Linked DNA regions of Homo sapiens: region 2 is linked to region 1. The links are chromatin loops, found by intact Hi-C in ENCODE. Cell type or tissue: IMR-90. All regions are shown on one strand. Each heading gives the region's core, and the rest is flanking DNA. Links, peaks and the distances in the headings are about the cores only. Region 1 overlaps ENAH (ENAH actin regulator). Region 2 overlaps ENAH (ENAH actin regulator).

Region 1 (15,466 bases), core at 4,415-12,414:
GGGCAACAGAGCAAGACTCTGTCTCAATAAATAAATAAATACGTAAATAAATAAATAAATTTTTTTTTTTGGTAGAGACAAGGTTGCCCAGGCTGGTCTAGAACTCCCAGGCTCATACAGTCCTTCCACCTTTGGCTCCCAAAGTGCTGGGATTACAGGGACTATTATCTTTTTTCAACTTGAAATTTTTATTGAAATATAAGATGTACAGAAAAGGGCACATAGCACCAACTCAGTACACATGTGTAACCATCACTTTATGCCCTCTTCTAGTCACAGTCTTTCACCAAAGAGTAACCCCACCTGACCCAGAACAGCGTCAATTAGTTTTGCCTGCTTTTGTACTCATGTGAATAGAATCACATAGAACATATTCTGTATCTGCCTTTTTCGGCCTAACGTTAGATCTGTGCCGTTCATCTGTATCATTCATTTTATTCTATTGTGTGAAATACTAGTTTATTCATTCTAAGGTTGATGGACATTTGGATTGGTTGCAGTTTTTGGATCTTATAATGTCGTGAATATTCTGCTATTTGTTTTTTCTTGAGCGTGTATGTGGGCCAAATACAGCTTTTGGAGTGGTTGATCGTACTAGCGTTAAAATGTCGCCATTGGTGTAAATAATTCCTCTACTTTGTTGGCTGTTTCTTTTTTTTCTTTTAATTTTAGTTCTGTTTAGGCATGGAGAAGTTGTAAGTGGTTTTCTTTTGTTCATTTATTTGGTTAGTTTTAAGTTTGGATTGTGACCCCTTCATCCAGAGTTTTAAAATTGGAAGTCAGCTCTCTTGAGTCACATAATCTTGGTATGAAGTTTAAGATGAATGAAATGCAAGCATACTTGGGAAAAAAAAGAATTTTTTTTACTGGGGACCTATCGTTCTTTTCTTACCAAATGTTAAGAGTATCCCCCAATATTTTTATAGTAATTATAAAATCACAAATTTATTATAACCCCACAGTAGGTCCTAGAGACTAACTGGAACAGAAAGCAATATTGTTTTAATTGTTTGATCTTTGAGCTCTAGTAAACTTCTCTATCTTTTCTTATTTTCTTTTAAAATTACAAAATAATGCGTACATATTATAAAACATTTGAAAGTTACATAAGAAAATCAAAATAATGTCACTACTTGAGAGAAAATCACGTTAGTACATACACTTCCTGTTTGTTTTTAGGCAATGCTAGTTTTTTTTTTTTATTGAACATAATGTTCTATAATGTGATTTCCCCTAAATATACTGTGAATACTTTCCTCTGTAATTAAATATTATTCTAAAGCATGGTTTTAAAAAATTAGAGCATGATTTAAAAATTTAATTTTTATCATGTGGTATACATGTACATATTAATAATTTATATAGTCATGTAGTTTTACAAGGCTAATAAAAAAAGTAGGCCGGGCGCGGTGGCTCATGCCTGTAATCCCAGCACTTTGGGAGGCTGAGGCAGGCGGATCACTTGAGGCCAGGAGTTCAGACCAGCCTGGCCAACATAGCAAAACGCTGTCTCTACTAAAAATATAAAAAATTAGCTGGGGATGGTGGCGCATGCCTGTGCTCCCAGATACTCAGGAGGCTGGGCATGAGAACCACTTGAACCTGAGAGGTGGATGTTGCAGTGAGCCAAGATCGTGCCACTGCATTCCAGCCTGGGCGACAGAGAGACTCCATCTCAAAAAAAAAAAAAAAAAAAAAAAAAAAATCCATTTTTCCCTTTCCTGCTAGAATCCAGCTCTCAAGAGGAACCACTATCAACTGACATATTTCTTTGGTAGTTTTTAATTTCCAGATAACGTGTTTAAACTAACCTTTTTTGACTGTTTCAATTTTAGATTTATCTTTTGACTTGCCATGATGGAAGATAGTGGTTTAGCTGTTTTACATTCTCCTCCCCACGATGCATACTTTCCATCTTCTCTATATGGTTATATAACCAATTTTGGTTAATCAAAGTTTATATAACTATTCACATTGGAGCCATGCTGTGTACTATTTTAATATGGTTACTTTTTTTTTTTGAAACAGCTTTTTGTTTTAGCTGGATTTAATGAATCTTTGTGTTTATTTGTTTTCCATGCATTCATCACTTACTCAGCTCAGACTATACTACTAAAGTTTAACTCTCCTTTTAATATAATAAACACATCAGGTAATCTTTCAGTTTCTTTTTTTTTTATTTTGGATACCTCTAACTTTGTGTTCCAGTTGAACTGATTGCCTTCTTGGCTTGCTTCCTGGAGTGGGATTTTTACCATTTTCATGGGAATTCTTTCAGCCTTATTCTGTTGCTTTTCATTGTAGCTCCCTTAGAAATAAAGCATGGGAAGCAAATTCTTTGAGACTTAGAATATTTAAGAATATCTATTAGAGCCTACTCTTGATAGATAACTTGGCTGTATTTACAAGTCAAGGTTGGAAATTATTTTTCTTCAAAATTTTGAAGGCATTACTCAAGTGACTTGTTTCTAGAGTTGCTCTGAAAAGTCTGATGTCATTTTGATTCCAAGACCCCCCTCCTTTTTTTTTTTTTTTTTTTTTTTTTTGAGACAGAGTCTCGCTCTGTCGCCCAGGATGGAGTGCAATGGTGTGATCTCTGCTCACTGCAACCTCCGCCTCCCGGGTTCAAGCGATTTTCCTGCCTCAGCCTCCTGAGTGGTTGGGATTACAGGTGCCTGCCATCACACCTGGCCAATTTTTGTATTGTTAGTAGAGACGGGGTTTCGCCATGTTGATGAGGCTGGTCTCGAGCTCCTGACCTCAGGTAATCTGCCCGCCTCTGCCTTCCAAAGTGCTCAGATTACAGGCGTGAGCCACGGTGCCTGGCCTCCAAGACCCTTATAAGAAAGCTGTTTTTTTCTTTCTGGAAACCTTTAGGATCTTCTCTTATTCCTGGTGTTCTGAAATTTTATAATGATATTTCTTAATGTGAGTCTTTGTTTAAAAAAAAAAAAAAGTCTGTTGTGCTGTGCCCTTGATGGATCTTTTTATTTTAGAAACATGCCCTTCAATGCTTAGAAAGTTGTTTCTTTGGTAATGGACTCTGAAAAGGGAGAACTCCTTGTTAGGGGGTTTTTGGGTCTTCTGAATTCTTTTATCTACTCTTTGCTGTCTGATTTTGTCTTTTTTTTTTTTTTTTTTCTGTTTTTTATATTCCAACTCCTTTATTGGATTTAAAGTTTCTGCTGTCTTTAATTTGAAAAGCTTTTCTTTTGTTTTATGAATGTTTCTTTTAATCATTCTTATTTCACGGATGCGTATCTTTTTTTCGACCCTTTGAGGATATTATGATTCTGTTCCTTGCGTTGTTTCTTTTTTTCCCTTGCTCTGTTTTGATTCCTATCTTTCAAATTAAAGGTTTTCTTAAATGTTTGATGTTCCTTGCCTATCTGTTCAGACTTAAGCCTGAGGCTTTTAAAAAAGTTTTTATTTTTAAAGCAAGTTGGGAAGTCTTTCCATGGTATGGGCCTGTGACATGGTCTTCCTCTCTGAGGGATGAACTGGTGAATCTGGCTTTCCGTGGGGACCCTCAGCTGTCAGTGTCTCCAGGTCTCTCTTTTTTAGGCTGTTTTGTTTTCCTGTCTAAGCTTGACTGCCAGAATTCTGTGGTGAATTGGGGAAAAGGAGGGTGGTGGGTGGGTGGTAAGTTATCATTCAGTATTTAGGCTTGCATTTAATCCCCATCATACCTCCCTCAGAATGCCTTTGTTTACAGTCTCTCCTGTGTAAACTTCCCAGAGTAATGGGCTGAGTGTCTGATGGCATTGTTTGGGTTATGATATCTGGGATTTCGATGAATGGCTCCGTATCTAGAATTTCAACCAGGTGTTTTTTTTTTTTTTTTTTGCCCCCCACCCTGCTCTGGATTCCTGAACTTTTCTAGGCTTTATTCTTGGTACATTCCCTCAGTAATTCTGCTAGACAGTTTCTGTTTTCTTCAGCCTACTAAGTCAGTTACCTCTAATCCATCTGCTTTTCGGCTTTCAAAATTGTGCTTATATCTAGAGCAAGCTTGTCCAACCCATGGCCTGTGGGCCACATGTGGCCCAGGATGGCTTTGAATGTGGCTCAACACAAATTCGTAAACTTTCTTAAAACATGAGATTTTTGTTTTGCGATTTGTTTTTTTTAAGCTCATCAGCTGTCGTTGTTGTTAGTGTATTTTACGTGTGGCCCAAGTCACTTCTTCCAGTGTGGCCCAGGGAAGCCAAAAGATTGCACACTCCTGATCTAGAGTCTGCTGTAGTGTCCTCTTCTGTTTGTTTGTAGTCTCTGCATTTATAAATTATTTATTATTTAGTGTTGGACTTGTAAGAAACACTCTGCTCCACTCTGCCGAGGAAAAGGTGAGCTATTGTGGTGAGGCCTTCACAGGTCTGTGTGCCTGGCACTCTCAGCTGCATTATTCAGGACCTTGGGCTGTACGTAGTTATTTTATTGGATTTGTGTGAGAAGGGCTAGTTTTGTGATTGGTTAAGTTTATTGAAAATAATTTTTTTTTTTTTTTTTTTTTTTTTTTGAGACAGAGTCTTGCACTGTCGTCCAGGATGGAGTGTAGTGGTGTTATGTTGGCTCACTGCAATCCCTGCCTCCTGGGTTCAAGGGATTCTCCTACCTCAGCCTCTCAAGTAGCTGGGACTACAGGTGCACTCCACCACGTCCAGCTAGTTTCTGCATTTTTAGTAGAGATGAGGTTTTGCCATGTTGACTAAGGCTGGTCTCCTGGCCTCAACTGATCTGCCTGCCTTGGCCTCCCAAAGTGTTAGAATTATAGGCGTGAACCGCTGCATCTGGCCAAAAGTTGACTTATTTTGAATGGACTACATTATAGCTTAACTAGATTGTACGAGTGCTTATCAACTAATATGTTAAAATATGGTAATTCCTTTTTTTTTTTTTTTGAGATGGAGTCTTGCTCTGTGTTGCCCAGGCTGGAGTGCAGTGGTGCGTTCTCAGCTCACTGCAACCTCTGCCTCCTGGGTTCAAGCAATTCTGCCTCAGCCTCCCGAGTAGCTGGGATTACAGGTGCCTGCCACCACGCATGGCTAATTTTTATATTTTTAGTAGAAATGGGGTTTTGCTGTGTTGGCCAGGCTGGTCTCGAACTCCTGAACTCAGATGATCCACCTGCCTCGGCCTTCCAAAGTGCTGGGATTACAGGCATGAGCCACTGCACCTGGCCAAAATATGGTAATTCTAATAGGTCACATTCAGGTGTATTTTTTTTAATGGTCTAATATAACATTAAAAGTATTTGTGAAAAATTCCATTTTGGTATTTTAAGCATAATCTATCCAAAAGGAACATTAAAAAATAATAATAAAAGGGGAATGTGAGGTTTAGGTTTTTAAGATGTTCAGTATTTTTAGGTAAGAGTGTTGTAGTAGTTTGCTAGGGCTGCCATGACAAAATACCACAGACCCAGTGGCTTAAACAGTACTTTCCTCACAATTCTGAAGGCTAGAAGGTCAAGGTGTTGGCAGGGTTGGTTCCTTCTGAAGCCTCTTTCTTGGCTTGCAGATGGCTCTCCTTCTCTGTCCACAGTGATCTTCCCTCTGTGTGTGTCTGTCCTAATCTTCTTATAAGGGCACCATTCATATTGGATTAGGGCCCACCTGTATACTCAGTTTACCTCAGTTACCTCTTTAAGGCCCTGTCTTCAAATACAGTCACATTCTGAGGTAATGGGGGTAAGGATTTTCACATGTGAATTTGGTGGGTGTTGGAGGGGCACAGCTCAGCACATAACAAATATTTTTATTATCTCATGCATTTAAAGGAGTATCATTTCTGATACACTTCAGAAAGGAATGTATTAGTGTGATGAAGTGGAAATAACTCGGACATTGTAGTCAGATAGGTAGGCCTGGTTTGAACTCTAGCCTTGCCTCTTAATAGTTCCCTAAATTTTTGTAACTTCTCTGAGACTTGCTTCCAAATCTATGAACTGGGAGTAACTGTACATCACAGAATGATGGTAAGAAATTAAGGACGATGTATGTTAAAAGTGCCTGACATCGAGTTGACTTCTAAATATTATGTTCTTACTGGTCTTTTCTCTCCCCCACTCCCCAAAGTAGTGTTTTGTATCCTTCCCCCTTATTTAATATCAGAAGGTGTCAATTTCGAGTGTAGATATGTATCATTTTAAAATTGCTTAGTCTTTCTATTCACAAGTGGTTGAATATCAGCAGTTTCTTAAGATTCAATCTACAATTGTATTTACCCAGTCGCTTGTCAGAATTTCCAATCATCATGTAGTTCAGTTTAACATTTTACATGCTTTAAGTGAAACCTACAGAAGTGTAATCTGCTGAGTCAGTGGATATTCACGTTTCAAAGGTTCTTGATGCATAAGGACAAGAGCCTTTGCTTTTTTATCAGCAAGGTATGAGGATGCCCTTTTCCCACTCTAACATTACTGTTTTCTCCTAAGTATCAAAGTCTAAAAGGATATCTTGTTTTATTTAACTTGCATTTCTTTACTAGCTAGCTTTAATGTTTTTCATATCTTTATCAGCCCTCTCTAAATCTTTTATCAATTGTCCTTTTTTTGTTTGTTTTTGTTTGAGACAGGGTCTTGCTGTGTTGCCCAGGCTGGAGTGCAATGGCGCAATCTCGGCTTACTGCAACCCCTGCCTCATGGGCTTAAGCGATTCTCCTGCCTCAGCCTCCCAAGTAGCTGGGACTACAGGCACCCACCACCATGCCTGGCTAATTTTTTTTTTTTTTTTTTTTTTGGTAGAGACGGGGTTTTACCATGTTGGCCAGGCTGGTCTCGAACTCCTGACCTCAAGTGATCTGCCCGCCTCGGCCTCCTAAAGTGCTGAGATTACAGGCGTGAGCCACTGCGCCTGGCCACATTTGTACAATTTTAAAATATTGTTTTTTTCTAGTGGATAAGGCACACAATAGTAGTCTCCCTTTGTTTAATAGCTGTCTGGGGCATATTTTCCCACCTATTTATTTACCCCCATTTATATTAAGCCCTCATTTTCCTCCTTTAGCTCTGCCTGCCTGTTCTCCCTCAGCAAGTCATTGACATTTTCCAAAGTTAAGAGAAACAGTAATAACTTCACTGAATAAAAATAGTGAGAGAGCCTGGACTTTGATTATGTCCAGAATACCTCCTAAGAGTGTTATTTTCAAAGTCAAAGTGATAAGGAATTTTGGTTTTTATGTCTGCCACTGAAAGTAGCTTGTTTAAATTTGAGTTTAATTAGTAGAATGACAGTGTTATTACTCATAGTGTGTAGTGTTATTAAAGATTCTTTGGCATACATGCAAGTTTTTGCTTATTAGAAGTTTCTAGTTGAAATTATAGCACTCACAAAAAGTTTTGAATAAATAAGATTTAGAATGAGTGACCCCTGAAAACCTGGTATGCAAAAGGCTACTGGGTAATAATTTCATTAATTTTATACCACATGTGTGATTTCACCATACTTTTTTTGTTCCTTGTGGTTGATTCTAAGTGATCAGCAATTTTTATTTTGACCATTTAAACCCATAGCCATTAGCTACTTAAATTTGTGAAATTCTTTGTAGTGATTTCAGTTTTACAAGTTTGTATCTTGGCTGATGGTCTAATTTTGAAAACTTTACATTTGGTAGATACCAATGTTTTTCTTAATGTACTTTTTCACAGTCCTTCTGATTGATTTCAAAGTGTTGTCTTTGAAAATAAACATGACTCATAGCACTTGGGTAGCCAGAGCATGCCTGTAATGAATGCCTCTGTACATTTTGAGGCTGTGGTAGAATAAACATAGCAGTTCCTTTCCTTTTTGAAATGGAAGTTTGATACTAGTACTGAATTTAAAGATGAACAGAGCTTAGTTTTGGAGAAAGAGAAAAGCACGGTTATATTTGCAGGTACACTTTTTTCTAACTTTCATTGACTATTTTTGAGTGTTAATGTGTAATTATTAAATTAATAAAAGTAATTTTATAGAAGCTGCAAATTACCATATTTCAATTTATTTCAGGGGTTATTCTTTTAATAATTTAGGAGCTTTAAAGTATGTATCTCAAGCGCTATATAATAAAGAGCCATCGGTGTAGTTAAACTTTTGAGCTTTTAAGAAGTTATACATATAATTCTAAATATTTGCTTAATTATTTATTTTTACTTAGGGAGAATGACTGCTTAAAGGTTGAGTCTTCACATTTTGGATAGCCAAGAACCATTAACAAATTTCTATTGTTTTTGCCATTGATTTGTGGGTACCTTTTAATCCTTTATTATCATTTAGTTCTTTGTGTCCCAGAGTAAGTTCTCATTTAGTTCTATTTGGGTATTTGTTTTTGTGCTCATATCTCTTACTGTTGGCTATACTTCATAGTATGTTTTAATATCTGGTCAAGCAAGTTTATTTTTTTTTTTGAGGTTGATTTAGCTGTTGGTTAGCCTTTATTTTAGCATGAACATTGTAGGCTGTTTATTGAATTCTTTAAAGAATCAAACTGGCAATTTGAGATTGCATTACATTTATAGATTAATTTTGGTGGAGAAATGTTATTCTATTTGTGGATTGTTTTGGTTCTTCTAGATAGATGATGATGTCATCAGCAGCAGTGACAGTTTTCTCTCTTTCTTTTCAAATGTTACACTCTTATTTTTTACAGTGTTGGCCAGTCTGGCACTGTGCTAGACAGCATGGTCATATTTGTTGACATAGGGAAAGGCTTTTGAAGTCTCTATTTTATATTTGTTATACGTTTTTGATATATATATATAACCTTTGCTAAATTAAGGAAACTCCCTTCTATTCCAGGTTTGCATAGATTAAAAAAATTATTAAGTAGGTTCTTCTTTTGTCCAGTTGTTTTCCTGCTTCTATCAAGATAACCACCTGAGTTTTTTCTTTTAGCCTTTAATAATTAACAACAAAAAAACACTGTTGGATTTGATTAGTCAGTATTTTATTTAGGCTGTAACTTTATAGCATTGTTATCTGGTTTTAGATTCAATACTAGCCTGATAAAAATGACCGTAGCTTTTGTTCTTTTTAACTTTCTGAAACAACTTGTATAAGATAAGAATAGAATGTTTCTTAAAAGCTTAGTAGAATCCACCTATTAAAAAAAGGTCTCATCACGGAGTTCGTTTTGTTTTACTTTGTTGGGAGAAGAGCATTGCCATTTCAGTTGCTTTAATCTTTTGATCTGTTTTTCAACCTGTTTTCTTTCAATCTATTCAAATCCTCTTTATTTCTTCTGATAATTTTGTCATTTCTCTTCTTTTGGATCTTCTTTGTCTTTTTCTTGATGAATCTTACTAGAATTTTATCTAGGCTATTAATATTTACCAAGAAACAGCTTTTGGTTTTGTTATCTTCTTAATTGTTCATTTGGACTAGATTTTCATTGATTTCTGTCCTTTATTATTTCTTTCCTTTTTATTTATTTGGCTTTTCTTTGTTAGGCTTTTCTTTTTTTTCACCTTCTTATTTCTGGTAAATGTTTAAAGCCATATATTTTCCTCAAGTTCTTCCTTGGCTCTAACATATATTTTCTAAATGTTTCCTGATTTTTATTGATTTCCTTTTTAACGTAAGGGTTATTAAGTTATATTTTTTTTAGTTTCCAAATTTGAATATTTATAAAAATTATTGATTCCTGAGTTCATTGTATTATATCAGAACATAATCTGTATGCCCTTGTGCCTACCACATGGTTTAGTAATATAAATGTTTAGGGTATGTGAGAAAAAAAATGTATCCCCGTCCATTGGGATGTATTTCTTTGACCTAAGGAAGTGTAGGTCATTGCTTTTAGGACTTTCTTTTTTAATATAAGTATTTTGTAATTGGAACCTTCTCTTTTTTTTTTTTTTGGCGGGGAGATGGAGTCTCACTCTGTCACCCAGGCTGGCGTGCAGTGGCGCCATCTTGGCTCACTGCAAGCCCCGCCTCCCAGGTTCACGCCATTCTCTTGCCTCAGCCTCCCAAGTAGCTGGGACTACATGCGTCCGCCACCACACCCGGCTAATTTTTTGTATTTTTAGTAGACACGGGGTTTCACTGTTAGCCAGGATGGTCTCAATCTCCTGACATCGTGATCCGCCCACCTCGGCCTCCCAAACTGCTGGGATTACAGGCGTGAGCCACCGTGCCTGGCCGTAATTGGAACCTTCTGTTTGTACTGTTGAGAACTTGAATTTTTTTGCTTATATTTTGTCTGCTTGATCTATCAGTAGTCTGAACAGAGTTGATTAAGAGTAATTGTTGATTTTTCTCTGACAGTTCTGTTAATTGTTGAATATATTTTAAGACCTGTTTGAAGTGGGTAGATATATTTTGCTGTCATTTTCATCACTATATAGCCTCTTCTTCATGTATTTTTAAATCCCTTTTAATTTGCTTTTTTTGGGGAAAAATTTCAGACCTTTAAGAATGTTGTAAGAATGTTACAAAGAAAATTATTTTGCTCATCATATAGCTTTACCAATTAATATTCTTTCTTTTTCTTTTTTTTAGTCTTTTTTATTTCCTGGTAAATGTTTAAAGCTATATATTTTCCTCTTAAATCTCCCAGGCTGCAGTGCAGTGTTGTGATCACAGCTTACTGCAGTTTTGAGCCCAAATGATCCTCCCACCTCATTTCCCCCAGTAGCTGGGACTCCGGGCGCACACCACATGCCTGGCTAATTTTTTAATTTTTTTGTAGAAATAGAGTCTCACCTTGTTGCCCAGGCTGGTCTTGAACCCTTGGGCTCAAGCAATCCTCCCACCTCAGCTTCTCAAAGTGCTCAGATCACAGGCATGAGCTACTATTCTCAGCCTTCTCTAACTTAAGAAGGAAGCTCACTTAGGTCGTTGCTTTTAGGCCTTTGTATTAGGTTGGTGGAAAAGTAATTGCGTTTTTTGCCATTAAATGTGGCAAAACCACAATTACTTCTGCACCAACCTAACATAAGGATTTAAAACTATAAATTTCCCATTAAACATTACTTTAGCTGCATCTATTTTTTTTCTTATTTATTATTATTTTTTAGACAGAGTCTGACTGTTGCCCAGGCTGGAGTGCAATGGCACCAACATGGCTCACTGCAACCTTGACCTCCTGGGCTCAAGTGATCCTCCCGGCCTCCGTCTCCCGAATAGCGGTCTTACTCATTTTCTACGTGTGTGTTGAGTGCACCATTTGAGAGTAAGTCACAGTGTTAGTCCATTTTGTGTTGCTCTAAAGAAATAGCTGAGACTAGGTAATTTATAAAGAGAAGAGGTTTAATTGGCTCATGGTTCTGCAGGCTTTATAGGAAGTGTGGTGCCAGTATCTGGTTGGTTTCTTGTGAGGCCTCAGGGAGCTTTTACTCATGGCAGAAAGTGAAGTGGGAGTAGGCATGTCACATGGGGAGAGAGAAGAGGAGGACCCAGGCTCCGTTAAATAACCAGCATTCCTAGCTCTCAAGTGAGCTGACAGACCAAGAACTTACTTTATTACTACAGGGAGGGCGCCAAGCCATTCCTAGGGATCCTCCTCCCCCATGATCCAGACACCTTCCTTCAGGCCCCACCTCCAATAAAGGGGGTCACTTTTTTTTTTTTTTTTTTTTTTTTTAAGACGGAGTCTCGGCCCTGTCGCCCAGGCTGGAGTGCAGTGGTGCAATCTTGGCTCACGGCAACCTCTGCCTCCGGGGTTCAAGTGATTCTCCTGCCTCAGTCTTCCGAGTAGCTGGGATTACAGGCGCCTGGCTAATTTTTTTGAATTTTTAGTAGAGACGGGGTTTCACCATGTTGGTCAGGCTGGTCTTGAACTCCTGACCTCAGGTGATCTCCCCACCGCAGCCTCCCAAAGTGCAAGGATTACAGGTGTGAGCCACCGCACCCAGCCAGCAATCACATTTTAACTTGAGATTTGGAGGGGACAAACATCCAAACCATTTAAGTCACAGCACTTTACTCCGCAGTGTGAATAACACAGGCATTCTCCTACATAATCACAGTACAGTTATCATACTCTGGAAATTGAATATCATCTAATATACTTTCCATACCCAGATTTTCTTAGATTTCCCAATGATATTTCTTACTGTCCTCCCTTTAGCCTTCCTCTTTCTCCATTCAGGATTCTACCATTACATTTCATTTTCATGTCTCTTCAGTCTCTCTTTAGCTTTGTTTTTCTTTCTTGATGTTGCCACTTTTAGGAGGCCAGGCCAGTTGTTTTGTGAAAGATCTGTTCTCTTTGATATGTTTCATTTTGGATTTGTTTCATTGTTTTTGCATGAATGGATTCAGGCTAAACATTTTTGGGCAGGACTGTTTATTGTATTACCTAGTGATGTGTTCTTTTCAGTCCATCATCTGGAGGCACCTGATGGCAGTTTTCCCAATATTGCGAAATTAAGTTTGATTATTTTGTTAAGGTAGTGTCCACCAGATCTCTCCATTTTAAAGACATCCTTTTCTCTAATTACTCAGTGGACTGTAGAGTGATGCTTTGAAACTGAATAACTAACACTCCCTAACTCAGTGATTTAGCACCCGTTGATTTTTTTTTTTTGCCTGAATCAAATATTATTATAGTAGTTTTAAATGGTGATTTTCCATTTCTATTCTTTTGTTAGCTGCCATTCTTCTATAATTTTGTCTTTATATTTTACTGGGTGTTAAGATTGCTATTCCAGCTTTCCTTTGTCTTTTACACCTTTTCCCATTCTTTTATTTTTTTCCATCCCTTTTTGTCCTGTTTTCCAATAGATGGATAGAATTTTCTTTCTCTGGTTTAAAGGTTATACATTTGTGTGTGTGTGTGTATTCTTAGCCATTTGCCCTTAAAACATAGAGATGGTTATTCCTGTTGATTAAAAAAAACTCAGTAATGTTACTATCTTCTCTTTAATAAGATAGGTACTTTATTTCATTCTGTGTTCTTGGGTGAGGTCTCCCCTCACCCAGTCAAGTTGATGTTAATCTAGAATTTTTAGTTTTTTAAATTATCGATATACTTTCTGTCTTTTCCTTTTTTTTTCACTCTCTCTGTATTTGTGCTTTCCCCCTTTACTCTCTTTCCCTTCATTCCTTCTTTCTCACTTTCTTCTTCTATTTTTCACTCTTGGGTAGATTATCTTTTAGAAAACAGCAAGATATTATATAATTTACTTTATATTCTCTTTCCAAATGATTAAAGTAATAATTAAAAATTTTTGATATGTGTGTATGCAAGGATAGGAATCCTCTTGTAAGTGGAAGAACTCTACCACATGCATGAGTCATTAGTGTGTTAAACACTGGGAAGTGGCTTTAGGTCCAGCTGGGTGCTCTGAAGAAGGTAGGTTTCTTCAGTTCTTTATGTTAACTGTCTCCTTACCTTAAAAAAGGAGTGAAGAATACTGACTGCAGAGGTTTTGTGAGGATTCCGGTAACACAGAAGCATAGAACTGGAAAAGAATATTAATATTTGCCAAAAAAAAAAAAAGTTAAGTGGAGAGAAACTCTTAAAATGTCATTGATTAGAAAGTAAGGATTTAAATAAAAAGTTAAACAGGTTGATTTCAGATCTAGCTCTCAGTAGAATATGATGTTAGAATGGACCTTCGGTAGGCCTTATGCATCATCTATTAATATTTTGTTCCGTTTCAGTGTAGCAAAAGAAGAAAAATACTCTTTTTTGTTTTTCTGGCCCAGGATTCAATTCACATGGCACATTGGGTTTCATTGTCACATCTCTTTAGCGTCTTTTTTTTTTTTTTTTTTTTTGAGATGCTCTTGCACTGTCGCCCAGGCTGGAGGGCAGTGGCGCAGTCATGGCTAACTGCAGCCTGTACCTCCGAGGGGTCAAGTGATCCTCCTGTCTCGGGCTCCTGGGTAGCTGGGACTACAGGTGTGTACCACCATGCCCAGCTAATTTTTAAATTTGTAGAAACAGAGTCTTTCTATGTTACTCAAGCTGGTCTTGAACTCCTGGGCCCAAGAGATCCTCCTGCCTCGGCCTCTCAAGGTGTTGAGATTATAGGTGTGAGCCACCATGCCTGGCCTTCTTTGTGTCTTTTAATATAGAACAATTCCTCAGTCTTAACATAGACATTTTTGATGAATAACGACTATTTTGTCTAACATCTCCCACTTTAGGTTATATTTTATTTCAGTATTGACCTTGTTCCAAGGCACTACCATTATGAAACATGGAGACTCATGATTTAATATGGTATTAATGTTTAAATTCTTATATTTTCCTATGGGTAGAATACTTGGTTCACGGCGGAATGGAAACATAAATAATAGGCTATTTTGGGTATACGTCCTACATGTAGGATTGATGTTCAGTATTTGACTTGAAGACTTTTATTGTCTTTTTAAAAAGTATGGGCAAAAGAAGGGGAGAGGTGGGAAGGGGATTTAGAAGTCTTCTATCCTAGATCTCATCAGAATGACAGAAACAGTACACCTAACAGCTGTGACCACTTGTTCAATTTAGTTGCCATTTTTATCCCACTGGTCAGATGTTTTAATTTTCATTTGAACATTTAAAGAAAGGTTGAAGTCTTAAGATGTCAGCTGTGTGTAAGTAGTAGACTGTCCAACTGCAGATAAACAGTAGTTTTTAACCCTTCACTGCCCAAGTTGTACCTGTGTTGCCTGATTATGATGTTTTTATTTTGTGGCTATCTGTAAAATCAAGTTTTCAAAGTGTATTTCTAGAATAAATAAAACTTCATAGAAACATTACAATGGATTTAGAGCAATGTATATATGCTAAATCACTCTTTTCAGGCTTAATAATTGGAGAAGAATATTTCTAGTCTTTTATTATTGTTTCATAATTTAAATGCTATTTGAGGAGTATAGTTAAACTTGAACAGAGTACTTTGGAAGCCAGTTTTTTTCCCTTCCTCCTTCTTAATCAGAAGCTGTTTAGTTTTACTATGGCTATATGTGGTCCTCCTAGTTTTGTAATAAGGCTGGTGTAATTTCAGGAACCTTTTTGTTTAAGAGATCAGGACATTGAAAACCAGAGAGGGCTAAACTCAACTTGAGTCCTGACTCTTTGCTGATTAAGTGCTAGTTCTGACTCGTAGAAGGATCAGTCATGTGGGTTTGCCTGGCAGGCTTACCCTAAGTAAAATATAAATTCCTGGTTATCACTAAGGGGGGAAAATATCTGAAAATTCGGTTTTTCAATGAAGAGTACTTTGTGTTAGACATAGCTGTCTGTCTCACTAGCAATGGGATTTCCAGGGTAGAGTATTAAAGATATCATGAGTCTTTTGCAGCTAAGCAGCTTATGAGGTCAGTCAAGGAATAAAAAAATAAGCCAGCTTCAGAAGAGTCTTTCTTTGTTATTAGAAAAATTGTGAGAGGCTATAGAATTATGTCAAGATGCTGAGAAAACTATAGTTTCTAAATTTTTAACCAAAAGGGTATCCTCTTTAGTAGTAAGGAAATAATAATGAGAAAAAATGCTTAAGTTCAGTTGCAGACATTGCATATCTTGAGGAAAAAAGAGGACACTTCTAAAA
Region 2 (15,466 bases), core at 4,579-12,578, 66 kb after region 1:
ACAGCCTAGCAAAGCAAAAAAATCTTAAAGGCCGTGTGTCAGATGGGCTTGATTATTCCATATTTTCTGTCTCTTCAATGTAGATGGACATGCCTAGCTTTGCCTGTAACAGAGAACTCTTTCTTCCTGTCTTTTTCCTTTCTGTATTTCATCTTCTCTCCTCCCCCATGAGGACATTATGGAGGGCTGGCCAGAAGTGGGACTTTGCAAGTCACAGAAGTGGCAAAAATTATTCCTAATTGCTGTTATCATCTGTCAATGAAAGGGAAAATGTAGGTCTGATGGCCTTTTTGATGCTTAATATATAAAAATTGCCCAGCAATTAGCTTTGTAACCACCATCTATTTAATAGCAGTAACTGTTGTTACTAGCTGTTTCTAGCTCTGTCTCAGTCAGTACATTTGTGATTTTTCTTTTTGTGATTTTTTTTGTGATTTTTTCATAATTATATCTGAATTACATATTCATATATGTGGATTTATAAATTGTTCATACTAAATTACAATAAATACATTTTAATATATTAACTTCTATGACTTTTAAGTTCTTGTTCACTAACTGTCTGGGAAAGCTGCTTTAGCTTATGAAGCCTCATTTTTCATGAGCGCAGCTTTTAGTCTTACGTTGTGGGACTTAAGACATCTTGTCCTGCCCCAAGGTGGGAATGATTAAATGGCTAAAAAGAGGCAGATACTATTTTTGTGATAAATATGGGTTTCATGTCTCATAGCAAGTTATTTTAGCCTGGAGTTTGTTGTCATACAGACACTATATTCTGTCTGCCTTTCATTCCCTTTTCTCTACTTCCTTGTTTCTCTGGCAGTTAGGCACCTTATAATCTATTGTCTGATGCATGTCCAGCTAGTGACTTCAGTTCTTCCAGGCTTATTTTACAATAGGCTTGATCTTTATTCAGTGGTGCTACAATGACCTGAGGATGTCATCTGTGATTATTTGCATGCTTTCTTACATGAGGATAGTAATTTGCATGTAATTACTTTATCTTTATTCATGAATTTTTATCCTTTATTGCTCATAAATTGAAGAAGCATTTTGCTGGATGTTAAATAGTCAAAAATTGTGATACCTCTGTGTGGAACATTTTCCTCTTAAAACAAGAATAAAGAGAGGCTTTAATAGTCTGTCTTGTTTTCCACTGATGATAAGAGATGAATTGCAGGAACCACTTCCACTCTGATGAGACCATTCACAACACACAGCAGCAGCCAAACCTGTTCCACGATTTTTACAGCTTAATCTCGGCTGTGCTTTCGTGCATTTGGAAGCGTGATGGTGCCCTGTCAGGTCGCCCATGTGCATATTTTGGGGCATTGCCTCTGAGTTAACATTGGGCATTCCTGTTTTCATAATCTAGGTAAGGTAGAAAAATTCTAAGGAGTCTTTTGAAGATGGTGTTGAATAGCAGTATCTTTGAAGTTAGTTGGTATTTCATATATGAAAAATATTGTGACATTATTTCATTAATACATAAAAAATTCCTAAGGGGTAGATGCTGTTCTAATCTAAGAGAAGAAATGCTGTAGTTAACTGGAATTATTTGTATTCCTGTTAAGGTACTATGTTACATGAGATGAGAGAAACAAATAATTCAAAATTTTTGGTCTTAAGGAGGCTGTTAATTGTGTAGATAGTATAAGTCATGGTCAAAAATATCCACAAGGCAGTGTAAGTAACATGAATGGTGCAGAATGGTAGTTAGGAAACAAATATAGAATGCTACTCATGTAAAGGTACCAAAAATAATTCTTACAAGGTAGACCTGCTATTTATGTGAGCTTTTGTAATTTCTGAAATGATTCACATGAGAAAACAAATGACTTCTGTGTTCTGGAAAATTTCAAGAGTATTTGGCTATTACATTGTCATTCATGTAGGAAGAAATACATTTTTTATGAAGGAGTTTATTTTGCAAATATTATCCTGCTCTTTGCTGTGGTAATATTGTAACAAAGAGAATTCCTTTTCCTATTCAGAAATACTCACTGGTTTCCCATTGATTTAAAGTTTTCCTCAAGCCTTGAAATCAGTCCCACTTTGAAGACTGGATGAATGATATGGGTGCCTAGGAAATGTGTCTCCAGTCTCTTCTGCAGATAACTAATGGAATTAGCCTTATATTGCTAGGAAGATGGTAGAGTGGGTTTTTGCATAACTATTGTAGTATGCAGCAATAACCCTGCAATGGCTTCCTATCAATCTTAGAATAAAGTACAGAACTTTTTTTTTTTTTTTTAAGAGAGAGTCTTGCTCTGTTGCCCAATCTGGAGTGCAGTGGTGCGATCATAACTCACTGTAACCTCGAATTCCTGCACTCAAAGGATCCTCCTGCCTCAGCCTCCTGAGTAGCTGGGACTACAGGTGCATGCCACCACACCCAGCTCATTTTTAATTTTTTTGTAGAGATGAGGCCTTGCTACTACATTGCTCAGGCTGCTCTTGAACTCCTGGCCTCAATGTCCTGCCTCAGTCTCCCAAAGTGTTGGGATTACAGGCATGAGCCACTGCTCCTGGCCATCTTTAATTCTATTTAGTAAATCCCATGTGAGACAAACCCAGTTTATTTAATTTTTATGTATTCAACCAAACTATTTTAATAGAATTTTACATATTTTTGAATTTCAAAAAGTAAATGTGGACAATTTTGTCATTTAAATATTAGCTGTCTTGTGTTGTTTTAGATAGAGGTTGCTTCTTGGTAAGCAGCTTCTTGAAATACCAGGAATTGTCACGCAGAGAGATAGAGAAGGCAAGGGCAATAGGATTCCCATGGAAAAGGGAGACAGCTGTCTTTGTTTAACTAGGACAGTCCTGGTTTTTGATGAACCATCCTGAATGGATATGTACTGAGAGAGTCATGACCTAAAAAATGCCTTTGGGTTTGATTCCTCCTGGAAAGTAGTGTGATGGCAGAACAGCCACTGTATGCCTTCTCTCAACCAGCTCTGGTGTTTGGAAAAGGGTATTCAGGTCCTGGCTTTGCAGTCTTTCCAAACATTTGGGGTCATGTTGGCGTTATTCATAGAGTCACTTCATTCTTTATGTCCAGTTCTCTTGTTAGAAACTAGAGCTAGGCTAGGCGCAGTGGCTCATGCCTGTAATCCCAGCAGTTCAGGAGGCCAAGGTGAAAGGATCACTTGAGGTCAAGATTTTAAGACCAGCTTGGGCAACATAGTGAGGCCTTGTCTCTTCCAAAAAATTAAAAAGTTAGCTGGTTGTGGTGGTATGCACCTGTAGTCCCAGATACTCAAGAGACTGAGGTGGGAGGGTCACTTGAGCCTGGGAGTTTGAGGTTCCACTTCACTGGAACTCACCATTGCACTTCAGTCTGGGCAATCAAAGTAAGACCCTGCCTCAAAACAAAACAAAAAACAAACTAGAGCCAGTTAGAGCTCTGTCCATCTAGAACCACTCTTGTTAACAGAACTGTAATTTCCACAGCATTTTGTTTTTCAAGTGAGAATAAGTTCTTCTGATGATAAAGTCGTGTGCTATTTATAAAAATTTAAGCAGTATAGGAAGCATGAAGAAGAAAATAAAAATACCGAAAATTCCACCAATCACCTCTAATACTTTTCAAAATGGAAAAAGCAGTAGGCATTGGGATATTTTTAAACTTTGTGTTATAAACAATTGTGAGATGAAGAACAGATGCACAGCATGGCACTTGTTATTTTCCGTAACAGCTTTATCGAGCTTTACTTCACATACCATACGGTTTACCCATTTAAAGGGTACAATTCAGTGGTTTTAGTATATTCACAGGGTTGTGCAACCTTTGCCACAATTTTAGAACATTTTGGGTTTTTTTTTTGTTTTTGAGACTGAGTCTCACTCTGTCGCCCGGGCTGGAGTACAGTGGCGCGATCTTGGCTCACTGCAACCTCCGCCTCCCGGGTTCAAGCAATTCTCCTGCCTCAGCCTCCTGAGTAGCTGGGATTACAGGCACATGCCACCAACGCCTGGCTAATTTTTTGTATTTTTAGTAGAGACGGAGTTTCACCGTGTTAGCCAGGATGGTCTTGATCTCCTGACCACGTGATCCGCACGCCTTGGCCTCCCAAAGTGCTGGGATTACAGGCATGAGCCACCGTGCCCGGCCAATTTTAGAACATTTTTAACCACACCAGAAAGAAACCCTCTACCCTTAAGTCATTGTCCCTTTACCCCAATTCCTCCATACCTCCCAGCATCTGGCAACTACTAACATAATTTCTATCACTGAAGATTTGCCAGTTCTTGACGTTTTATATAAATGGAATCATAAAATATGTGGGGTTTTTTTTGTGACTGGCTTTCAATTAGTGTACTGTTTTCAGGGCTCATACATCTTGTAGCATTTATCATGCATGGCATTTTGAAAAGCAAATCTTAGTTAAAAAACATGTATTTATGTATCTAGGCATGCTTTCTTAGTTTTAGTTACTGGCTCTTATTTTAATTGTGTGAGTGTGGTGTATAGTGAAAAGTAATGGCTAAATCTTAAGAATTTTTAAAGCAAAGATTAAAATCAAAGCAAGAAGCCTTCCTCAGATTCTTTAGTTTTTTTTTTTTTTTTAAATAAACGTTTTAAAACTTGGTAAATTATGTAAAGGAGAACTGTGTAGCATTTTCAATGCCAGATTGAATGTAAACAGGGATGAATTCTTGACCAAATTGTGGAAATGTCTGAGGTTTATTCTCTTGGTCCAGGCTCAGTTTTCTTGCCCAGAATTGCCCTATCTTCACTGCCTTCATTTTTTCCCCACCCCTAAGTATGTTACTGTAGTTATCAGAAACCTCATGCCTTTGTATTTCTCTTAATTCTTTTTTTCTCCTATAAAAGTGGGAGAAAACAGACATGGTCTTTGAAAGTCTTTTTAAATTACTTATAAAGAGTAAAAACACCTATCTTGGTTAAAGGAGATTCAGTTTTTTACATGTGGATAAGAGAGTGAAATTGTGTTTCCTTAAAATGATGTGAGGTATCCTCTTATCTTGAACGCTATGGAATTGGGTGCCTTTATCATTTTCCCCTGAAACTTCCAGCTTTTAGGCTATTCCAGGTTTATTTTCTCTCTGTTGCCCACTCGCATCCAGAGTGAAAGAAACGAAAACAAACCCTCTTTCTTTTGTACCCAAATATAAGTTTGAACCTTTTTGCTTAATTTTAATATCATTCTAAAACTTTTCTCCCGAGAGTCTTTAGACAGATTTCTCATATTTCCTAGGAAATCTGATATTATCTAATTTTATATTTATACTTCTCTCCTTTCAAATCTCTTGAAGTGGCTAATCAGAAAAAAGCATATACAATAAAACCTGAAGTAGGAAGTGAGATTCCAAGTGAAAGAAGAACTAATTATTTTAGTTTTCTGAGGGCTAATAGTAACTCTGAGTGTTGACTGCCAGAAAGTTCTAGTTGGTACAAAAAGAGGCACGCCAGTTGAGCAAGAGAATAATATTAGAAGTAGAAGGCACATGCATGTTTCAGAAAGGCTCTGCAGAGGAAAGGTGATACAGCATATTTGAGAAATTGAGAGACCGGTGTACCTAGAGCCTAGAGAGCAATAGAGTAGGAATTGGATGAGATACGTGGCAATCACATCATGGGGGGCAAGCACTGGATTTTGGTATTTATCTTAAGAGCAGTGGGCAGCAATTGAAGAGCTTTTACTAAGAGCGATGATTTGGGTTAATTATTAAAGTATCACTGGCTACTGTGGGGAAGGGGACAGATACCACGATTGGAATGGGCAACTTAATTAGATGATGCTAATGTAATTGTCTAGGTTGGTGGTCTCTCAGTTTTTGAGCTTATCCCCTCATACATGTGTGTTTATCATTTATATATATGTACTTTGTTGTTGACAAGTTGAGTACATTATAAGACGTTAAAAAACAGTAAAATGGATGAGAAAAATTAATGAATGGAAGTGCTACTATTTTTTTCCCTGCCCCAACTGATGTATGTTAAGCTTCTGGGATACTTGTTGCCCCACCCTGAACATGACTAAGCAAGGGATCATGGAACAAGAACAGTAGCAATGGAGAGAGTTTGGAGAGAGAAATTAGGAGGTTGCATTAACAGGACTTGAAAATTGGTTAAATAGGAGTAAAAGAAAAGGTAGTGGATTTCTGGTTTGTGTAACTGAACAGATAAGAGCTCTGATTAAAGAGTCAACCAACACTCTGATAGATGCTAATTGTGTTAAAGTAGCATTCTGCCAGAATGTGGTGGTTTCTCTGAGCATATACTCAATAATGCCCTTAGTAACAAATGGTAGGAGGGCATTTGATGGGCAAGTCTTGATCTGTGTTCAGGAAGAGGAAGCAGAGCAATGAACCTGAGGACACAGGTTACTCTTGCCTTTGGAGGCATTAGGGTATGACAGCATTGGTAAATGATAGGCCCCTCAACTTCCAGTTGCCTCTTCAAGTGTCTTTAGCTAGAGGCAGGGCCATTCATTTCACGACTAAAAATAAACGGCTTACAAAACATGGTGGACTGAGGAACATATTAAGACTATTGCCAGTGCAGACAAATAATTTTTCAGCAAGTTATCAACTGATAGAAGTGATTTTCATATTGGCTTAGAAGGGAATAAAATGCATTCGGGTCATAAGTTGGGAGAGGATTGCAAGAAATAAAGGATGGGAAAAAAACCCAATCATATATACAGTTTTGCCTTAAGGTTGAGTGAAAAAAAAAAGGCGGGGGGGAAGATGTTTATGATGGTACATTTTCATGTGTAGCTATATATGCACGATGCTCCATTTCCTGAGATATAGAAAAGTTTTTTTATCACATTTTAAAACAAAATTTGAAATAATATTTTTGAAAATGTTTCAAAATGCCACTTTAAAAATGCATTGCTTTGAATAAAATTTACTGTTTGTAATCCTTATGCCTCCTAGCACAGTGCCCTGCAATGTGGTAACTTTTTTTTTTAATGCAGCAACTGTACCACTGCAGTATCTGCCTCCCTTCTATTCTAGATACCTTTGAGCAAACGTAAACTCATTTGCTTTCATTCTGTCTCAAAAATGTATTGCGTAGAACTTTGCAATCATGAGAGAAATACCTGGGGACATTACTGATGGTCCGAAGTGTGAACACCACTAATTTAGATGCTGATGTTGTGATCACTCACCCAGTCAACTGACCAGCCTTCCAGAGAATGCAAATCAGATTCAAGCCAGTCTTTAAGCAAACATCTCATTTAATCGTAAGAAACAATGCTGAGATGGGTCATATCCACATTATCAATTGCCTTGGGACTAATTGCTAATAGGAGAAACTGCTGGTTGTGAAAATCATGAATGCAGAGTCTACTGTAGTAATTATATACAGTAATAAAATACAGTCATGCCAATCAAATCTAAACAGCCTGTCGTTTTCCACTACTGCTAACTTACCCAGCGTTTCTACATTTCCCTGCTTGTACAAAACGCCTAATGGTAAAGTATGTTAAAGGCAGGGGTAAGCCTGAAGGATGGCTGTTTGACAACTGCATTAGCGATAAAGGGACAGCCGTGAAAAAAAAAAAAAAGTCAATAGGCCTAACTTAAAGAGAAATGTCCTTTCATAGGTAAAACGTAAGGTTTATGTAACATCAGTGCTAGTGTTAAAAAGTATGCTGAAAACATCGTATTACTGAATTTACTCAACCTGGACAATAAGTGTTCTTTCCCTTATTCTGCTCTGTTGCCCTGACTGAATGAAGAAAGAGTTAATGGTATCAGTATTAAGCAGGAAGTTCTGTTAGGCTTATGCATATGATGGCATGAATAATTTAGCATCTTCAGGAAATGCAAACTGCAGTAGAATTTAAGCAACCTATCAGAATTTAGATCAATATTTTACATGATAGTATGAAATTAAAGTCAGTGGAAAGAAGATGCTTAAAGATACCAAGTGAAGAATGTTAATAGTTTAAACTGTGAGAAAGACTGGGAATTTTTTATTGGAAATGTTTTGTCTTACGCAGCAATAATGGTTTACCTGCATTCTGACACTTGTCAGATGACTTTTTGCCAACATGATTGGTAATGGGATGTGGCAGTATCTTTGCTGTCAAAGAAGAGATAATTTCTCAGGTTTTTCTTGTAAGTTTTAAAAATTGTCCTTATGGGTTTTTTTTTCTCTTTAAATATGGAATAAAGGAACTGAAGGGTAAAACCTGAAGACTAGTCATGTTTCTTTAATAAAGGTTTTATAGAAGTAGCCATTTGCAAACGTCGGTAAGACAGATTTTTAAAAAAACAGTTTAAACTTATAATTATTGAAAATATTCTAAATTGTTTATCTCCTGTGGAATGATCTCATTAGCTTGGTAGACATTTTATGTGTACGCCTGTGGTCTTTCTATATCTTATGTCATTACTGTAAATAAATATTGTGCATGCAACTTTAATAGATTGGGTGGTTGGAAGTACTTAGCAAAGGTGACATTTATCAATCTTATTTTGTGTTTGCAAAAAAAATACAGTGTATGTAATATTTTCAAAGCAAGACAATTGGATTATGTTAAATAATTTCTAAAAATGATGAAAAATTCTCTTTTATTTAAGACATTACCATTTTTAGATGTGTGTTATTTAATTATAAATTGGTTTGGTTCTGATTTTTCTAAAACTTTTAGTTAGCATGAGTTGTATGTTTTAAATAATAACAGTCTTAGGGGAGATCTAAAACACTGTCTTGTTTGCCTTTATGTGGGCTTTCCTAAGCCCCAGTGCATTTTAACCACTAATTGTTTCTTGGTTAATACCAACGGAAAAAGAAAATCTTTCCCATGCTGAAAATAATTTCTTCAGGATTTTACAGAAAATTATTGATGTAAAGTTTTGGATGTCACTAAAGTAATAGTAAAAAAAAAAATTTACTTTTGTTTGTCTCATCTCAATTTTGAGTGTCACTTTGATTTCATATAAACCCTTCCCCTTTTCATAGATCATCACCTTCTCATTGAGTTTTTTCTCCTAAAGAGAATTTACTTCATTGACACTTAAGCTAAAATTTAATGTAAATAGCCTAAATAAATGGCTGTTTGATCTGGCCACACATTTTTAATAAGACATTTTGTCAAGTATGTATATATATATTGAGAAAAAAAATAGTAACATGTGGCTTGGTAAAAAATGAATAGCTGACTTTTAGCAAACCAAAGATATTCTTATTTTGTATCAGTGAATATAAAACTCTTTATTGCAGTGTGCCGTTTATAATGGCTTTGGTCTCTTTCCAACTAGTAGGAATGAGTTAATCTTAAGCACTTCCAAGCTTAAATTTTTTTCAGATTCAATTCTCCTAAATGAGAATATAGATCTTGTGAAATTAACACTAATAGCCACAGATCTTGGCTTCCTCTACCTTATCTTCATTGACTTTAAAAATATATAACCCTAAAATGCTGGTTGCACTCTTTGACCGTATAACTTAGGAAATAACTAAGTTATAAGTGCATCATTTGATCTATGGCTGCTTACAGGGTTTTTCCACCAAAAAACGATTGCATAAATTTTTTTAAGAGCCTATGTTAAAGAGGATGCGTTTTTATTAAATTACAGAGCTTCCAGGATGAGGATCTAGATAGGACGTATGTATAAATACATTTTGAACATTTCAAAGCACCTTTTAGTTTATGTGAAGTTCTTCAGATGGCCCCGTTGTCCTTCGAAGCTTCTAACACCAAGGTGTCTGTTGCAGCCCAGAGCAAGGTTACTGCTACCCAGGACAGCACTAATTTGCGATGTATTTTCTGTGGTAAGCAACATTATGTTTACATTACTTTTTCAAGCTGTGGTACATGCTACTTGCGCATTTCCATAACTTTTGTTTTCTTAGGCCATAGTCTGGTTTGTGATATTTGGGATATATAGCAAGCTATTGTTTTTATGTTGTGATATTTGTTGTGGTTCATGTAGGTGATTTGGTCAGCTTTGAGTTGGCTTGTTAGCGAGCATTAGAATTAGTTAGAATTAGGATCTTAAAACACTTCTTGTCCACCTCTTCCAACACAAATGAGAGGGGTTTTTGTTTGTTTGTACTTTTTTGTTTTTAATTATTTTGTTTGGGAGCAAATTTTTGATTTAGAATTTAAGGAAAAAATTTATGTCCATCTTAATATGATTTGAGGAACGTAAATGTGCCTTGTGCAAAGGAAACTTTTGCTTAACTTGAATTAATTTTAGGTGTGCATGTTGTGAGGCAGATGTAAGCTATTACTTGCTTTAATAGGTTGATTTCTGATTGACAGCCTCCTTTATTCAGTAGGTTAGAAATCTGTGACTTAAGAGTGAATTTAGGCTTATTGAGTGTTTTCTTTCACTCTCACTCTCATATACACATGTGTGCACATATATGTATTGTTTGCATGGACAAACCAGGTATGTCACTTAGCCACCCCAAATTAGAGAGAATAAGATATATATCTAAGGATACGTATCTATCTATAAACACAGATAGATACATATCCTTGTCTAAATTCTTTTTATTTCCATTTGTTTCTGAAACTTTGTTTTAAAAACCCAAGTTCCAAAGAGTTACTTTTAATTACTTGAGCTTTGAAAAGAAACCTCATATATGCCTTTTTGATTCATGTGTACCTTGCTAGCCAGATTATTTTATGAGAGAGATAAAGTTATTAAATGATATACAGTATTGCTCCAATTTTACATAAAGTGTTCAGCTCTGTGTATGTACTTTATGTGACTCAGAATTTTTAATGTGACTCCTCAATACTAATGATACTGTTTTTTTTTACCTATGAAGAGAATTATTTTAAAATGTATGTACTTTCTGGTTTAGGCAAAGAAGTACGTGTTGCAAATTTCTTTAAAATAAAAAAAAGAAAAAAGGAAAGAAAAGAAAAGGCTAATGTATTTGTTAGTCACTTAAAGTTATATTTTAGGATTGTTCCAGAGGACACAGTTACAGCAGTGAGCCTATTGTGTGGCTGTTCATAAATCCCTCCTCTCCCTCCCAGATCCCACAATGAAACACTGCAGATTAAGTGTGTAATCAGTAACTTTTTCTCCTCATTTTTCTGCCTCCTCCTGGGGGTTTTTCCGGGCTATCTTTTGAACTAGTCATGAGTGATTATTGATATTTGTGTTATTAGGACTCTCTTTAGCTCATTTTGAAAACCCATCCAATGTTGTATGCCTTTCTATTTAATATGTTGAGGTCCATACGCAGAATAATGGATACTTTACCCAATTGCAGAGAAAATATTGATTTGACCTAAGTGAAGGTGAATCTTTAAAGTTGTAAAATAATGTGTTAAAAAGTAGATTTCCCCCCATTATTACCTTTAATTTAACTGTGTGCAAACAATATAATTAACACGTTGCTAAGTTTAAACTTGATTGTATTGTGTATATAATAACACCGATTTGTCTTTTAGTCCTGTGTTTTTAAATAGTCTGTGGCTAATTGTGAAAATAGATTTGTGAAAATTAAAATGTGACAGTAAGTGGAATGTGCTTTAACCAAAACTCAATATTGAAGGCAAGACTGACATACAGTTCCTATTATAGAGTCTCCTGATCTGATTTTAATCATTTATAGGGTACTGTATCAGTGACATTGCCACATTTCTCTGTTACAAACAGTAACTCACAGACTTTGCTATATACCTTCTTCTTGTAGCCAGGACAAATTAAGATCAGCCACTATCTTTGGCTGTGAGGGAGAGAACAAACTCTCAAACAGCTGCTATTCTTTATGATAACATAGAAAGAGCAAAGCAGGTTCACTAGTTTCTTAACCTTGGTTGTTCTTCCCTCTTTTTCCCCTCCCCAAAGGGCTGTTAACCACCACATGATGCTCATAAAATATTGTCATTTTCCCACTGAAATGGTTATGAAAGTACCTATTTTGCATTTTATGAGAACACACTCATTTAGGAATGTGACCTGTGTAAAGTAATGTTTATATTCCTGAACATACAGCGGCAGCTGACAGACTTTGCCTGATCCTAGTTGCTGCTTCATGTCATGTGGGGTGCCTTTGGTATTACTTACCAATTTTATAGCCCATTAGAATGTTTGACAAGAAGGAAAAATGTAATTGTGTACCTTAAATTTATATTTACCTGGAACTTTTAATGTTTATAGTATGTTTGTATTAATTTTTAAATGCACATAAATTTCAATGTGCTAGTTACTGCAACCTGACAATTTGAAGAAGAAACAAACAGAACAACCAGATTAAATGTAGATGTGAAAAAGTGCCAAAGGGAGTGATTCCATGCACGGACACACACACACACCCAATTTAAAGGATGTCTGGAAAGACAAAAAGCCCAAAAATCCATTATCATCACAAAGAACCATGTAGAAAAGAATTGTTAAGAGTTGTTCTAGGATCAAAATTCTCCCCATTTTAAAAGGAACTTCCTTGAAGCTTTTCATCTCAGCTGCAGGAATAAACTGTAGTAAATTTTTTTTATAATTATGATAACAGCCACAAAATATTACCCACATTTTAAAAATCTCCTTTCTGAACAGATTTGCTTAGTAAGCTTTTAAAAAGCTTTAAAAAAATATTCCAAAGCAGGTTCTGTAAATTGCTAAAAGATTTTCTTTTCTCAGCTTTTGTGAGTTACATTAAACTTGTGTTAGTTTTTTAAAAACCTGTTAAATAAAATAAATAGGATTGAGTTGAAATTTTGACGTCTTTTTTGAATCTATATATTTGAATTAAAACTGAGATTTTAATTGGCAAATTTAATCCATTAATATTACCTTTGATATATAACACCTGTCCTAGGTGTGTGACTGGTATAATTGCATTCTTCTTTGAGGTAGATGCCAAACAGGTCTAACCTACTCACATTCAGCTGTTTCATTATTTAAGCAGCCTGAGGCTTTCAACTTAAATACTCAAGTAAACATTATTTTAAAAAATAGTTAAAACATAATGGTCTTGTGAGTTGCCCATGCTAAATGCTCACATTTAGTACTTTGGATATATAAAGTACATTCCCTAAATAATTTCATGCTACCTCAGATTTACCCGCCCCTCCCCACACTTGTGTGTCCCCAGAAGAGAGGTCTTTTCTCTGTAAAGTATTAAACATTTGTGTATAGCCTAATAGGAGAGTCTGTTTTTACATCATTATTTTAATTTCCCAAGAAAAGAATTCTAGTCTGTTTACTAGACAGCAATCATGTATTTTCATTTATACAAACATTTACGTGTGTATTTAATTTCAAAAGTTTTGTTTTTTTTTGTTATTGATTACATGGGATTAATTTTTTTTTATAATATTTATTTGGTTCTCAAAATAGCAGACTCTTAGGAAATCTAATGAAATATATCACTGCAGTTGTCATCAATTTGTCTTTAGAGGACAAATAAAGTGATTAATCTAAAAACATTTGTAAAGAGGTGAGAAAAAAAGTTAGTAGGTAAGTTCAGATCAAATTAATTCTGTTTTTCCACACTTGGGATACACCAGTACTGCATTACATCCTAATAAATCTTTACTTCCGGTTGTGAAATCTACTCCACTAGTATAAAATACTTTGCACAATTAGCCCATAGATTACAAGAATTTAGTGCACAGAAGCATTTATTTCGTAACTTATTTTCCTAAGTTGTCTACAAATCTTTCAGAATATCTGTTAGGAGCATTTGCTGGTACACTAGAATTCACAAATATATGTAGTGTGTCATTACTCATATATTCTTCTCCAAGAGTGGAAGATAACTACTGTTTCTTTACTTTCTTGTTTACTGGATTAGACTTTAAGATTGTTCTATTTTAACCCTAGGTATTATATATTAGGTCCAGTATTTATCTCATTTTGTGACAGATTTGATTTTTATATCCAATGACATTAAGATGTCCCATAATTCAGTGGCATTCTATCTAAGATGCAAAAAACAGGTCTGCATTGTACATGATATGTGGGAATGGATGGTCATTAGTGTCTCATGACAGAACCATGTTGTATGAATGCAAGTTTTTTTTTCTTCTTACCCTAAATGAAAACTTAAAATTACCTGTTACATTAAAAATTCAGTTCAGTAGGTTAATTACTATATGGAAGTTTAGCAAATGTTTGTTTTCACCAGTGCTGGAAATGCTAGGCTATTAGACAAAAATGGCAGCTTAAATTGGGCAAATTTGATAAATGCTTTAGCATACTGGAGTCTAGTAATAAGGTTCTCATGCTCTCTCTCTCTCCTGTTTTTCATTTCCAGTGTTCTATTTAGGTGAGTTTTTGAATTCTGATTTTTCATTTAAGTTCTCCCTCTCCACTTCATGAATAATTACCCCAAAGAGAATGTCTCATTGTCTTAGAAACTGTCAAGCTTAGGTGCCTCTTCAGATGCTCATCGAACACTTGTTTTACTCAAGCTCTTCATATATAAATGTTTCTTTTTCCTTATTGTTGATGTTTTCCATTTGTTTCAAGTAAGCCTTCTGGAGATGATGACAGTATTATGTTGCAGTCTTTCATTTGCTCTGTGTTATGTAAAGCTTATATTTTATTTTGCTAGACAAAAAGAAGACACGTTTGTAAATATGTGATGGTTTTATGTTATTCTCATGATTTTATCTCCTCTGTCCAGCTAGATATGAAAATAATGTTCATCTGTAATGTTTTCTCCCTCTGTAGGGCCAACATTGCCTAGACAAAACTCACAACTACCTGCTCAAGTTCAAAATGGCCCATCCCAAGAAGAATTGGAAATTCAAAGAAGGTAAATTTTCAAGTTATTGTTTGTACTTTTTCTTTATGCTTCAGAAGACAAAACTGAACATCCTGTGTTTAAAGTAGATTATGTCTTATCAGCTGTTTAAGAGTCACAACTTTTATTCTTACATTAGTAAGTTTTGTGACTGTCATTAGTAAGTTACCAGATACTTGTTATGCTGGACATGAGATGTTATAAAATTTCATATGTGTTTTTTTTTGTAAAAATTATACTTAAGGTATGTTTAAAATATTGTAAATACGCTTAACAGAATTCAAAATCTTCTTATGGTTCAAGAAGTCTTACTTTTGTAATTATAAAGTGATCTGTGAGTACTATGATTTTCATGTGACAAATTTAACTAAAAAGTTGAAATATTGTTGGCTGTTTCTGTAACACATTGATCTTCAGATATTACTATAGGGTTTAGTAGTAGAATACAAAATCATTCTCTACTGGGCAGCATTCTTCCATGACTAGGAGTTCTCTGAAAGTGGTCAGAGTACGTAGGCTGACAGGCTAACCTTTGGAGTACCAGGATGGTGAGCAGGCAGGCCTCAGAACCGCACAAACGCTGAGCTACTAAAAGTTCCACTGGAAGCCCCAACTCATCTGAGGCAGCTTGTTCAGTTTCTTTAGAGAACAGTCTTCTGTGGTAAATGCCATTCCATCCATTGAGCTGGGGTTGGGGAGGACAGGGGAGGAGCTGGTACAGCTGTTCTTCAGACAGTGTATATACTTATTAATCAGCTT

Evidence for each region. Hi-C counts contacts between places; a loop is a spot of excess contacts. Peaks named below come from ENCODE experiments on the same cell type or tissue, not always from the same donor. Only the 100,000 strongest peaks of a DNase experiment are listed, where the experiment ranks them.
Region 2: a loop joins it to region 1, with 3 times the contacts of the local background. A loop is called at or near these places in 1 of 110 quality-filtered maps.

The regions. Positions count from the first base shown.
Region 1 is chr1:225,595,896-225,611,361 of GRCh38, reverse strand. The region is part of intron 1 of ENAH (ENAH actin regulator); the gene reads left to right. Among named protein-coding and RNA genes, the nearest start is that of ENAH, 49 kb to the left of the region's middle. In IMR-90, for the core only: no CTCF peak of the experiment used is centred there; a DNase peak (open chromatin) is centred at 7,721.
Region 2 is chr1:225,529,807-225,545,272 of GRCh38, reverse strand. It overlaps ENAH (ENAH actin regulator), which reads left to right. Exons shown (of 14, transcript NM_018212.6): 4 at 14,635-14,719. Among named protein-coding and RNA genes, the nearest start is that of LINC02765, 70 kb to the right of the region's middle. In IMR-90, for the core only: no CTCF peak of the experiment used is centred there; no DNase peak of the experiment used is centred there.